Regions from separate parts of the Homo sapiens genome. Here region 2 is linked to region 1. The links are chromatin contacts, found by Hi-C in ENCODE. All regions are on one chromosome and are shown on one strand. Each heading gives the region's core, a stretch centred on a gene start or an enhancer-like site at or near the end of the contact. The rest is flanking DNA. Distances are from core to core; before and after follow the strand shown. Region 1 holds the start of DUSP22 (dual specificity phosphatase 22). Region 2 holds the start of FOXF2 (forkhead box F2).

Evidence for each region. A loop is a pair of places that touch in the nucleus more often than their neighbours do. Pooled maps may share reads with other maps.
Region 2: a map of mammary epithelial cell shows a loop between it and region 1 (4-fold over the local background). The contact joins the promoter of FOXF2 here to the promoter of DUSP22 in region 1. A Hi-C loop is called at or near these places in 1 of 168 maps with a recorded cell type or tissue (mammary epithelial cell) and 5 of 50 pooled maps.

Annotation. Positions count from the first base shown.
Region 1 is chr6:291,237-297,901 of GRCh38, reverse strand. DUSP22 (dual specificity phosphatase 22) reads right to left here and starts at 5,415. Exons shown (of 7, transcript NM_001286555.3): 1 at 5,342-5,415. The coding sequence starts at 5,362. RefSeq lists enhancers at 266-355, 4,683-4,942, 5,235-5,735, 5,736-6,236, 6,163-6,452 and 1 more and silencers at 4,123-4,182, 4,193-4,252, 4,132-4,288, 5,033-6,052.
Region 2 is chr6:1,386,959-1,393,623 of GRCh38, reverse strand. It overlaps FOXF2 (forkhead box F2), which reads right to left and starts at 4,048. Exons shown (of 2, transcript NM_001452.2): 1 at 2,506-4,048. The coding sequence starts at 3,676. It overlaps FOXF2-DT (FOXF2 divergent transcript), which reads left to right and starts at 4,163. Exons shown (of 3, transcript NR_187218.1): 1 at 4,163-4,605. MIR6720 (microRNA 6720) reads left to right here and starts at 3,213; the gene lies at 3,213-3,310. RefSeq lists an enhancer at 2,001-2,866.

The sequences.
Region 1 (6,665 bases), core at 4,166-6,665:
ACAGGTGCATGGATGGATGACTGGATTACGCAGGCAGCCAAGTCACCTGCTGCCAGGTGGAAAAAATGGATTTAGCAGCACAAAGGTGCCTGACCTGCCAGCCCTTCCCGTATGAAAACAGAGCTTCTCAACCCTGTAAGCCCTACTCCACCTTTTGATAACTCTCCAGTTCCAGATCACACAGGCCTCAGGAAATTCTGAGAGGAAGAACCCTCAATAGTGGTTCTCAACTGGGGATGATTTCACTCCCCAGGGGATATCTGCCAACATCAGGGACATTTTTGGTTGTCACAGGTGGGGAGGTGCTACTGGCAACTATTGGGTGAAGATCTGAGATGTTGCTAAACCTCTCATAATCCACATGGCAGTCTCACAAGTAATTATCCTGAAATGTCTACAGGTGTAGCCGTTGAGGAACACCGGTCTATGCCTAGAGGGAACATATTCTCTTTGAATTATAATCCTTTCCCAACTATACTCCCTCATCTTCCTAACAGGGCAAGAGCCATCCTCAAACAAGTGTCAGTCACATCCAAGAACACTCAAAACAGACTGTATTTGCACTTCACAGTTTGGAAAAATGTGTTCTAATAAATTCCCATTTGCTTCTCCCAATAACCCAATTAGTAATTGGGGAAGGTATCATTACCCTCATTTTACAGCCAGTAAGGAGACTGGATTAGCTAACCACCTAAGGTTTCTTAGTTCTATACATCTATGAATCCAGGAAGGAAAAAAATCCTGAAGCTTAGAAACATTTAAGTGACTTCTTCAGGATCACACCCATGAAGCAGCAGTGGTGGAGGTGCCCCAGATCAGGCTTTTTGTTAGCCAGCCCCTCTTAGCAACAGTGCGCTCCCCATGGAAACAAGATGCACCCACTGAAGTGAGGCCTCCCAGCACCATGAGAGGCTTCCCGAGAAGGACAGGGATGGCAGCCATTCCCACCAGGCAGGGTGCTTTCAGAGGACACACAGCAGGGAGGAAGGAAGAGGCCACAAGACCAGGCAGGCCGGATGCTTGATGAGCTAAACGAACCCTGGCAGTCAGTGGAGGGCAAGATGCCAACCAGAGGGTCCTCATATCCTGCCCTAGAATGCAAGGCTTCAGCCCACTTTTAGGCTGATCAAGATAAAGACTTCTTGCACATGAGAAGCATTTGGGGCAGCCTTCTCTGACATAATGTTTGGCTAGAGACTAGTCGTTTGTTTTGTTTTTAATGGGGTATTGTAGTACTGAAGACTAATAAGTAGACAGTGAGGATAGGAGTTTTGTTTATAGGCTCTCCCCCAAAAGATTTGAGGGTTCAGACTCGAGAGAACTTTGAGTCAACTAGGAGTTTTCAAAGGCTCCACAGGAACACGACATTTGCATGCAACACCCTGTTTAGTTTAACCCTAATCTTACCAGAGACATTTACTAGACTAATATCTTAGCAGCGTGGTGAGGCACTCTGCATTGTGGCCGAGCCAGACTGTGGCTTTGAGTCCAGGCTCTGCTACTCACCAGCTGGGTGACCCTGGCAGTTCCCTTAGCCTCTGTGTACAACCAGAAAACAGGCATGAAAATAACAGGATCTACTTCATGGAGTTGTGGCTTACTCTATGTGGTAAAGTACTCAAAACACACCATAAACTCATTGGCAATTATAATTTTGGCCAGTGTGGGGCATCTACCTAGGAATTGCACACACAAACAAAAACAATAAAAAAAAAGTTTTAGTTTCTTGCCTGTAATTACCCCCTTCCTTATCAATGTCAAACATAAAGGAAGAGAGGAGGTGATTTTGGCTATTTGACAAGTAATCGAAGCTATGAGGAGCTTTTCAAGTTACTTTTTAGGAATTTTAAAACTTACTTGGGATGAATTAGCATCTCAGCTCAAAGGAAAGACTTTTCCTATCTTCAAAATCAGTGGAGACTGGGTTCTGCCCTGCCTGGCATTACTTATGCTACCTAACCTCTCCAAATCTCCATTCCCCAATCTGGGCAAATATAAGGTCGTTTGACCTCATAGGGCTACCGTGAGGCTGAGATTTTATAAAGTGTTAAAAAAAATGGTTCACAACTGTGTTGTTGTTGGGTTTTTTTTTTTTTTTTTTTGAAACAGGGTCTCGCTCTGTCGCTCAGGCTGGAGTGCGGTGGCACAATCACGACTCGCTCCAGCCTAGACTTCCCGGGCTGAGGTGATTCTCCCACCTCAGCCTCCCAAGTAGCTGGGACTACAGGCACAAGCCACCACACACTCGGCTGATTGCTTTGTTTTTGTGGGTTTTTTTTTTGTATTTTTGGTAGAAACAGGGTTTTGCCATGTTGCCCAGGCTGGTTCTAAACTCCTGGACTCAAGCAGTCCACCTGCCTCAATCTCCCAAAGTGCTGTGATTACAGGCACGAGCCACCACGCCCAGTCCTGTCTTTATTTCCTCATCTTTAATTTTCTAGAATATAAAAGCCTTTTTCCCCTCCATCTTCTGTATAATCTGCTGCGTACACCTAACGGAAACGGGCACAATATTCCGCCGTACAGGAGCCCGGAACGGACCGACAAGAAGAGCCACCACAGGGATGTGAATGATAAAAACTGCTGTCCCAAAGCACTCAGAATGCAGCGTGCACTGTTTAGACCAGAAATGCTCTTTTGCCAAAAATGACCAATGTGTACGAGATTGGAAAGAAATCTTGTCCCAGTAACCTCAGGGCACACACATTCCAAGTTATGTTAGTTCCAAAGACATTGCACATATTTATAAATGTTCTTAGAAAAGGATTTCTAGGGGTAGCACCTTCCGCTGATTCTGCAAATCAACCATTCTTCTTTTTTTACAGATGAAGCCTCGTTCCAAGTCACACAGTAATATATGGAAAAGTTCTAGTTAAGGTTCTTAAGTTACTGGCCTCCTGCGATCTACTTTGCCACTAATGAACCTTGTGATTTGGGGTAGTTCCTCCTGATCTCACGTTAAACATGTTTACTGCAGCAGGATTCCTTGCCTGGGCTGAATGCCCCTTCTAGGTCACTTTCATCCCATCTTCTGCTTTCCCCACTTTTCTGAAATTGCCTATTTTATCCTCTGGAGCCTCTACTCCTCCCTACCTTGTGTTTGTTCTCTCTCTCACCCCCACACACATACACACCCTGTGTTGTGCAACACAGCAGCCATTAGCCACAGTGACTATCGAGTACTCCAAATGTGGCTAGTCCAAAATGAGATGTGATTTAGGCATAAAATACACACTAGACTTTGAAGGTTAAGTGATCTGGGGGTCCCGAGATTTTTCCTTTCACAAAGACATAGTAAAAAACATGGAATCTTCCATGAATAACTTTATATATTGGTTACATGTTGAAACAATAGTTTTAATATATTGTTAAATAAAATATATTATTAAAATTAATTTCACCGGTTTATTTTTTAATGTGGCTACCGGAACATTTTAAGTTACATATATAGCTCGCATCATATTAGTGCTGGACAATGCTGACCTGTACTGAAGGTTCTGTGAAGAATCTTTGGGTCATTTACCACTGTACTCCCTTTGCCCCCTCCCCACCCACTAGCACAACACCTGGCTCATAGTATGTACATAATCAATAAGTGTTGAAGCAGGGAAGTCTCTAAATCTCTCTATACATGTATTTCTTCATTGATACACTGTGAGTCTCTATTCACAAGATAATAAAAGTCAAGAAATTTATTACCCATTTTGAAAGGTAAAAAGTATATGAATATTACTGCTTTTGTTGAAAAGCATGAAAATAACGTTGATCCCTTAGGCAACCATCTGTATTCCTAAATATATTTTTTGAATTGTATTACACAAATACTATAAATTAAATGCTGAAAACGGTGGAGAGTGAACAGCTCAAGTGGGAAAACTAGAAACAGCCAAAGGAAAGCTGAGATACCACCACCAATGGGAAGGCAAACGGAGCCCACAGACTTATGATGACCATCTTTATTGTTCTGTTTTAATTTAAAAAGCAGAAGGCTCGTGGTGCTGATGGATTCCAGTGCTCATCGGAATATAATACAAGTATTTATCCAAGAGAGAGACAGTCTGTTTCCAAACTTGATCACTCGCCAAAAAAAAAAAAAAAAAAAAAGTGAATACAATTCTCTTTACCAAAATACCCCAGTATTGATATGCAGGTCCCAAACACACAATAGTTCTTTCACAAACTGGGTAACCAGGACACAATAAACACGACATGCGCACGTGAAAAGTTAGCTAGGTTTTCCCTGCCCTACCGTGAATCCGCATTTGCAACACTCCAGCCCCAACACCCAAACCACTGCTGACCCAGTGCTGAGGGACATGAAAAAAAACACAGCCACATTGCCATCCCCACCCAGTGTGGAAGCTGACGGCATGTAGAGATGTGGGTGGGTGGAGCGCAATGAAAAAGTGAAGCAGAAAGACGACTCATCTAATCCAGGACCATTCAAAGACCCGTAAAAAGGTACTTGTCTTTGTTGCGGGCTTTGTAAAGTCTTGTCAATCCTTCCTCGAAACCAGCCAAGTACCAAGTAACAAAATCCTTAACCCTGTGGTTCACATGAATACACCCCGGCAACTCTCAGCTGCCAGAGCTGGAATCTGGCAACTTCCCTGGACGGGAAAGGCTAGCCCACCGCCCGGGAAGTGAGGTGCGGGCAACAAAAGAACACAGGGTGGGGCCCAGAAACGGACGGGACAAATGGAGCAACACAGATTTTCCAGAAGGCCTCATCAGCGCAAGCAGCCAGCAACAGGTTGCCCTTGTTGCAGAAGTCACATAACCTAATCAACTCTGAATCTTTTCTCTCCTCCCCACTATCTAGAAACAGCTCAGGACTTAGGACTCTGTTAACTTCTCTGTCCACAAGAAAAACTTCTCTGTGCTCACAGGCACACACACAGAATCTGAGGAGAAAGAGGAAATTACAGAGGACACCCGTTTACTAATGATGTGGGGGGGGCGGTGGTGGCTTCAAGAGCGTAGTTTGGGAGCGAAGAGGAGGGCAAAAAAGAAGCCACATCCATTCGGAGCTCAGCTGACCTCTCGGCAGAACAAGTGTCAACGCTTTCAAAGGGCGCGGCTTGTTTCAGCCACGAAAACGCACCGGCTGGCAAGGCAGGCGGCTGGGGGCTGCCTACCCGGAAGCCGGGTGGGGTGGGGGCGGGAACACCTCCGAACCCCGACTCCGCGGTCGCCGCCCAGGCGCGCCGCCCCTCCCTCCGCGCCCGTCCCCACCGCGGGAAAGGGCACCCCGGGCTCGAGTCGTCGGGCAGCCGACGCCGGCGAGACGGCAGGGCGTCGGAGCGGAGGCAAACCCAGCGCGAACGAGGGAAGACGTTACCTTGTTCATCCCATTCCCCATGGTGGCTGAAGGCGAACGCTAGCGCCCCGGCCGTGTGGTCGCAGGCGCACTATGGCATGTTACAGGGAGGAGGAGCGGCGGGGCGGGCGGGGAGGAGGCGCGCGGGAGGGACTGAGTGCTCGCAGTGTCAACAAGTCAGCGGCAGGGACCGGCCGGGCAACCCAGGGCGCTCCAGAGACCCGGCGTGGAGGGCAGGGCTTTCTGTGCGGCGGCCTAGAACTTCCCGGCGGGAGCCGGGCAGGGGCACCGGAGCCTATGCCGGGAAATGGTCCCGCCTTGCCGGTCCCCGCCCCCGTGCGCACCGGGCAGGCCCAGCGTCCCTCCTCGCTCCGCCCGCCCGCACCCTGGGATTCGTAGTCGGGTTCCTGGCTGCCGCGCCCCACTCCGCCCTCGCGGACCCCGGCTCGCGGCCGCCGGGCGTGGGAGGCACTAGGCTCGGGCTCCCAGGCGGCCGGCCCCGGAGGCCAGAGCGCGTGCGCGGCCCGAGCCGCCCCGCCGGGACACCCGAGGCTGCGCGGCGGGGCCTGGCGGACGCGCAGGCGCTGCCCTGACCGGGCGGCTGCGCTCGTCTCGGAGCCCGCTCCCCGGCCGGGGGTCTCCAGATCCCCCTTTGGCCTTTTCCCCTGGGGCGACTCCGGGGGCCAGTTACCAGCAGTCGCTACCCAGCCTTGGCTGCCTCCGTGAATCAGGTGCTAATCAGAGGCCTGGTCTCTGGGGGCTCCCCTGCCTGGGTTTTCTGAGTGCGGCAGATTTAGGCTGGGGGATTTCCTGCGGCCCTGCCCCATGCACCAAGACCGAGAAGCCTCGCCTGGTGGGGAGAGGTGGGCTACGTGACTCACCCCGGGGAGGCCCGACCTCCCTACCCTGGGGGAGCAGATGGCTGGATCTCTGACCTCAGACCTCACGGCCTTAGATGATGTGTGTCCCTTAATGTCTGCATTGTGGTTCTGTCTGGAATGGATCAATTTCTAAACTGTAGCAGAATTGTTTTGGGTGTTCTATCAACGTTATTAAACTCTGAAGTTTCTCTCCAGCGACAGAATCCTTGAGCCAGTGGTTTTTCTTCTTAATTTATGTATCCTCAACAATGTCCTGAACATAGTAGGTGCTTAATAAATATTTGCTGAATGAGTACATGCGTCAATCTGACGTGCCCTGGCTCACCCCTGCTGACTTCATTTTATCTTCTTGCTAAGCGAGTTACACACATGCTGGTCTCCTGTCTGTTCCTTGAGCCTGTCAGGCTTGCTGGGCTGTGCTCTCTATCCAGACACCTGGATCCCCAGCTCTCTGCATACCTGCC
Region 2 (6,665 bases), core at 2,799-5,298, 1.1 Mb before region 1:
GTGGCCTCAGCCCCGCCGTGTCCCCGCAATGCCGGAGCGAGGCGGCTGCTCAGGGGCCGCTGCCTACTTCCTTGCCCGCAACACCTACCCGAACACACCCGGCGCTGCGCTAACGCAGCTGCCCTGTCCCGCGAGCCCCGATGTGTGCGCGGCGCTCTGCACACAGGTGAGTTCCCTCGTCGCGTTAAAGCAAGTTCTGATGGCAAGTCCTGGACCACAAAATAGCAGGCTCGGGAGGAGAGAGGGCGAGCGCTCACACCTGCCCACGAAGGCGGCCGTCGGCGCTTTGATGTGCTGAGCGGGATGACAGAAGCCCGAGCTCCTTCCTGAAGTGCTCGCAGGGCTTAATGGAGAACTCCAGGGCAGCCCCTGCGCCGGCAGGGGCACATGGACCATGGCCACCAGGCCCAGGAGCGGAGGGCGCGGCCCTTGGGGTGTGCTGGGGGAGGGAGGGTCGTGCTGGGTGTGTGCGCGTAGACATGTGCTGATCTGTGTGCCGGGGAGACTGCCTTGGCCACCCCCGCGCCTCGCCGGGCCCCCAGGCCTCAGTGGGCGGCGCGCTCCCAACTAGGCCCCGCGGGGTCCCGGTGCATCCGGCCGGCTCCTCCGAAGCCTCCACCGCTGGCGCTCCAGGGAGATGGCAACAGGGCCGGGTGGGTATCCTATAGGGACGGGAGCAAGACAGCGAGGAAGGAAGGGCAGAGGGTCCCTGTCGGGCGTCAGGCCCGAGCTATTGTCTCCCCCGGGCGTTCCCAGACTCGGTCGGGGGTTCTGCGAGGCTCCCAGGGAAGGCCGGCCGCGGGAGGCCGCTGGGTAGGGGCACAGAGGCCGGCTTGCTTTGCTGGGCAGTTTTCACCCCCTCCAAGACAGTAATGTATCCAGATTCCGAAGTTTTGGGAGCTTGTGCCTGCGCCCAGTGTTATGAGGTGGGGCGAGAGCAGCCTTGAGGAAGGGTCAGGAGTCTCTTTCCTGTGTGCTTTTTTTTCTTCCTAGAGTACGGTTTCTCCAAGGCTGCTAAGCCTCAGAGTCCGGGTTCAAGTTGAGTGGATCTGCCGGGAGAGGAGAAGAAGGGGAGCAGGGAGGGCAGCTGGCAGGCTGGGAGAGGAGCAGGCAGGCGGGGAAGGGAAGGGGCCAGTGCACCGAGGGGTGTGTGTGTGTGTGTGTGTGTGTGTGTGTGTGTGTGTGTGTGATTGACAGCCGGTCCAAGGGAATACAAAAATAAGAGGGGAAGGCCGCCTGTATTGGTTACTTGTTGAAATTCCCATAAAATTGAACAAGACTCTGTTCTCAGTGGGTTAAGTCAGGCTAAAATCCTCTCCGGTGTGGTCCTGCCGAGACTGTCTTTGTTTGGTTAACCTCTGAGACCCACATTTAAAAGGCCTATTTGGGAAATTTCACCGTCCAGGGAACCAACATCTTTTGCCCATTTCTGGGCTTTCCTTCTCCCCGGGTGCTCCCGCTGCACACCGGCTCAGGAACACATAAAGCATGCATCACCCTCCAAGCCACTGTCTCATTGCTGTGGGAGGCCAGTGTGAGAGAGTAGCTTGGGGCCTTGCCTTTGACTGGCAGGCCCATGGGATTTTAATCTGCAGCCCTAGGTGCTCCGAGCGAGGGGTTAATGTAAGGGTTTATCTCTGTTCTTCACATTAACCTGGTCAAATATTCAAATTCCCTCTTCCATCCCTACCGTCCCCTCCCACCTTTCACCGCCTTCAGCAAGTCAATAATTTTTCATAATCTGCAACCAGAACAATGTAAACCAGCCACACTACAAGTGGCATCCACAGGGCAGGCGCATTTCTCAGGGGAGTCCTAGCAGGGTCCTTCAGGTCCTGCCACCCAGGACCTGTATCATCAATGTGGGTCCATTGTTGGGCGGGGGGGGAGGCAGGGAAGGGGAGGAGTCTCCAACAGTTTGGTGACCCCCTCCACTGGCAAATGTCCCTTTAGTGAAAGATCCTGGGATCCAGCTCTGTCCCTCCCACCCCCTCCTCTTAACACTTGCCCAGCTGCAAACATCTCGCTGCAGACACCCCAACATACAGAACATATCTGATTCTGACATTTACTTCGGGACAGAAGTACAGCAAAATGAACGCAAGGAAAAAAAGGGACAAAAGGAACTAGACACAGCTTCCTGACCAAGTTCCCCAAAGGCCAGATGCCTTCTCTCCAAGCTAAGTGAGACTCTGAACGGGAGACCTGCAGTCTCCTGCACAGGGATCCCCAAAGAGCCCAGGAAGGCAGGGGACTTTACACCACGCTCACAGCAGCCAGACAATTCTGAAGCTTCGGCTGCTGGCCAGGGATACTGGGAGGACAGTAAGACCCTGATCCCTGCTCCCACGAATAAGATGCCGGCTTTCCCCAGCATCTGCTTTTCCCAGTGCCCTCAGACCTCCTAGCTTCGGGGTCCCTGTTTGTGGGAGTGGCAGTGGCCGCCAGCCCTGGAGGCCTAGAAGCGGTGCGCCCAGCTGGCTGGGCTGGAGCGTGCTGCGTTACCTGAGAGGTCCTCGCGAGCGTTCTGGTGCAAGTAGCTCTGCTCCAGCGAGTAGGAGGACATGCTGGAGTGCAGGCCTGCCGAGGCGGCGGGGTTGCTGCTGGGCGTCAGGGCAGGCGGCTGCTTGAGGTAAGGCGAGGCGCCAGGCGAGCTCCAGTGCGCCGCAGGGCTCGTGTAGGGCGAGTGGCATTCGATGGCGCTCGCCATGGCCGGGGACGAGGGTACCGGGCTGCTGCTGCTGTCCGGCCCGTAGTCGCCGCCGCCGCCGCCCCCGGCCGCACCGACGCCCCCGGGTCCCGCGGGCACCGGGCAGCTGGCCATGTAGGTGGAACCCGGGTTGGGCGACATGTGCGGGACGTGGTGGTGGTGGTGGTGGTGAGGGTGCGCGTGGCTGGGGGCGCCCGCGCCGGCGTCGTAGCCCGCGGGCATCATGTCGAGGCCGCCGTAGCCGCCCTGGCTGTGGCAGCCGAGCGGCGCCGACGGGGGCGCCTGGAAGTCGAAGCCCTGGGGCAGCAGCGACGCCCCGAAGCCCAAGCCGCTCACCACGCGGTGGTACATGGGCTTGAGCGCCTGGCACTTCCGCCTGAAGCCGCGCGGCCGGCGGCGGAACGAGCCCTCCTCGAACATGAACTCGCTGGCCGGGTCGATGGTCCAGTAGTGGCCCTTGCCGGGCCGCCCGAGGCCCTTAGGCAGCTTGATGAAGCACTCGTTGAGCGAGAGATTGTGGCGCACCGAGTTCTTCCAGCCCTGGTAGGCGCCGCGGAAGAAGGGGAAGCGCGCCTGCAGGAACTGGTAGATCTCGCTGAGCGTCAGGCGCTTGCTGGGCGAGCTCTGGATGGCCATGACGATGAGCGCGATGTACGAGTAGGGCGGCTTCTCGGGCCGCCGCAGCCCCGAGCTCGCCTTCTTGGCGCCCCCGCTCCCGGCGCCCGCGCCGCCGCCGCCCGCGCTCTTGCAGGCAGCCGAGGGGGCGCTGGCCGAATTGGAGGAGGACGAGGACGAGGCGCAGGAGGCGGAGGACGACGACGAGGAGGAGGAGGTGGTCTCCGGGGCGGCGGCGGCGGCGGCGGCGGCGGCGGGCGGCGGGCTCATCAGGGCGGCCTGGAGCGCGCCGGGGACCGGGCTGCACGCGCGGCGGAGCGGGGCCGGCGGCGGCCCGCCCTCGGTGGTCATCTGGGACCCGGGAGCGAGGCCGGGCCGCGAGGGCGGGCCCCGGGCGGGAAGCGGAGGCGCCGGAGCGGGGTCGGCCCAGAAGCCCTGCGAGCGCCCTAGCCCGCCGCCCGGGCTGCAGCCGTGGCCACTCCGGGCCAGCGCTTCGGCGTCGCCTCCCTCAGCTCCTCTGGGGCTTCTGGCGGCGGCGGCGGCGGCGGGCGGGAGGCAACGCCCGGCGCATCCCTCCCCGAGCCGCGGGCCCTGCCTTGCGCAACGGCCTCCCAGGCCGCGGGGCCGAGCGGCCGGCGCCGGGCGACTGCGCCCGCGAGTGGGACCGCGGCCTGGACCCCGGGGACGAGCCCGACGTCTCCCTTCAGGAGCGCTCCTCGCTCTGTCTCTCGGACTTCCTCCCTCCCTCGCCCTCCCCGGCCGCCCTCCTCGCTCCCTCCCTCCCTCCCTCCCCCCCCACCCCGCCCTGCCCCCTCCTCGCTCCGCGCCGCCGCGCTCACTCCTCCCCCTCCCGACCTGGCGGCCGCCTCCCTCTCTTATCTCGCTCCCCGCTCTCCAGGGTCTCCTCGCTCTTCATTCCTCTCGCGGCCTCCTCCCCTTTCCCTCACTCACCCTCTTTCCAATTGAGGGATCACAGACTCACTCCGGTTCTGCCAGGGGGACGACCCCCACCCCTCGCAAAACTCGACCACCTCTGACTTCATGAAATATTCTTTCTGTTTGCCCCCCGCAGCAAGCCCCGCGTCCCATCCCAGGACCCAGCCCCGCCCCTCCGCGCCCCCTTCCTCCTCCTGGCCCGCCGGGCCGAGTGGTGCTGCTGCGGGTGCGGCTGCTCGGAGCCTCCCTGGCCGCCCTCCCCAGGGCCGATACTGACTCCATCTGTCAACTTCGTTTAGACTTTGCCGCCCTCAGCCACACGCCGGGGTGCCAGACGCCCAAAGGTAACGTGCCAATCCTCTCTCTTTCTGGCAGGGCCTGCAGGCTCCCCGACAATTGTTAGGGCGACTGGGGGCCGCCGCAGGGTTGCGGGCCGCTGGCGATCGTGGACGTTTTCGGAACTTTGAGCAGAGGGATTTACACTGAGAAACCTAGGCCAAGTTTCAAAGACTCTGGAAACCTGGATCTCATGGGACTTAGGGTTGCATTTGCTTCCACTTCTTCCCCCCACCCCCGCACCCCAGTTAGTGTTCTGTAAGAAAAAAGTGCAAAAGAAAAAGGAAGGAAGGAAGAAAAGAAAGAAAGAGAAAGAAAAAGAAAGACCCTGAGATAAGCGAGATGGCTATATTTATAGTCAGTCCTGAAGGGGTGTGCAGCTGTCACTAGGTTTACATCCTCCGTCTTAACATTGCCCACCCAAAACTGTGCCAGGTCTCAGCTAACTCCTGTCCGAGAACACTTCTCCCCAGTTGTGGCTAATTCCTCCCTAAGTAAGAGTCAGGCTCTGAGAGAGATGTGCCCTCGGGAGCAATCACTTCCAATGAGACCCGACAGTTAGTTATTGGATTACACGTGCAGGGAAATGTAGTCCGACCAGGGATAGGAGCTGGGAGAGGGAGGAGGAGAGCAGGAGGCCGGAGCTGGCGGGGCCTCCCAAGGGCTGAAGGGGGAGGCCCAGAAAGAAGGTGCTGCAGACCAGCGGACCAAACAGGAGGTAGAGCTGGGCACCCCGCTGCGTCTAGGCTGAAAGGACCGAGGTGCACGGGTGTGCCTGCTGGGGAGCCTGGGGAGTTGCAGGAGGCAGGAGAAAGGGAGGTTGTGCAGTAATCAGGAGGAAGACACCAGGCAAAGAGCCTTCACAGCCGCACAGCCTAGGCAGGCCCCCTGGGGCGGCAGGAGCCCTGTGTGCCCCTGGAGTGCCGGGGGACTGCTCCTGGCTGAGTGTGCTGGTGGGGCTGTAGATGCAGAGAGGGCGGGTGGGGAGGGGAGGGGTATGTGGGAGGGGGGTGGGCCGGGGCTGGCCCCAGACAGTGACCTGAGGTTGAGTGGAAGCAGGCTTTTTCCATCAAACCCTGCCTGGATACCACACACAGAGACCGAGTGTCAGTTTACTGCCCTGAGCCGGCTCCTTCTCCCTAAGCTCCACAGTAATTAGACAAAGAAAACCTAAATTAGCTGAACAGGCGTCGACAGCTTCCTCCAGAGCACCCCTGGTACCTACATGGGAATGTGTCCGAAAATGGCTTGATTGTAGCCGAGAGTCAGCTAAGAAAACACCGCCAAACCGAACTCAGTTTACCACTCATTTCCAATAGAAAAAAGAAACAAGTCGCTCTTTTCCGGGTGGGATGTTTTGATTGGGTTGGGGTAGGGCTTCGCAGTTGTTTCCACTTTCTAAGAATTTCTGACTGACTGCTGAGCGTTTTTGGGGGGTGCGTCCCCATATATTTCATGGTATTTTTTTCTCTTGCCCTCATTTGTCATTTTGTGTGGAATAACTTAAAAATACATAACTAAATATGAAAGTAAATATAATGTGTTCACTAAACCAATGCTCTAAGTGCCTAAAATATAATTATTTTCATAAAATAGAAGCTGGAGTGGGGAGGACAGATAGGATCTTAAAGGAGCTCTACTGACATAGAGTTCAGTGTGTGTGTGTGTGTGTGTGTGTGTGTGTGTGTGCTTTAAATGGAAAGAGCCCAGGGGAGAAGCTTGTGGGGGAAAAGGACAATTATCTCATTTGTAGGTGGGGGCGGTGGGCAACGGGCTTTGGAAACATTCAGTACTCATTGTCACTTAGCCATGGACTCTCTCTGATTCTCTGTGCCTGAAAATTATATGTATTTGGATCTCAGGGAATACAGATCCAACTTGTTAAGAGCAGGCCTTAAAAGGTTTTAGGACCCGGAGACTGAAGAATAAAAGGCGCTAACCTTAAAATCCAGGCAGGACCAGTGATAACCTTCTATACTAGTAGCTCCCAGTTTTGGGGTTATGGGGTCATCCTCTGAGAATACGATGGAAGCTATGGAGCCAGTTTCCAGAAAAATACTTCCAACTT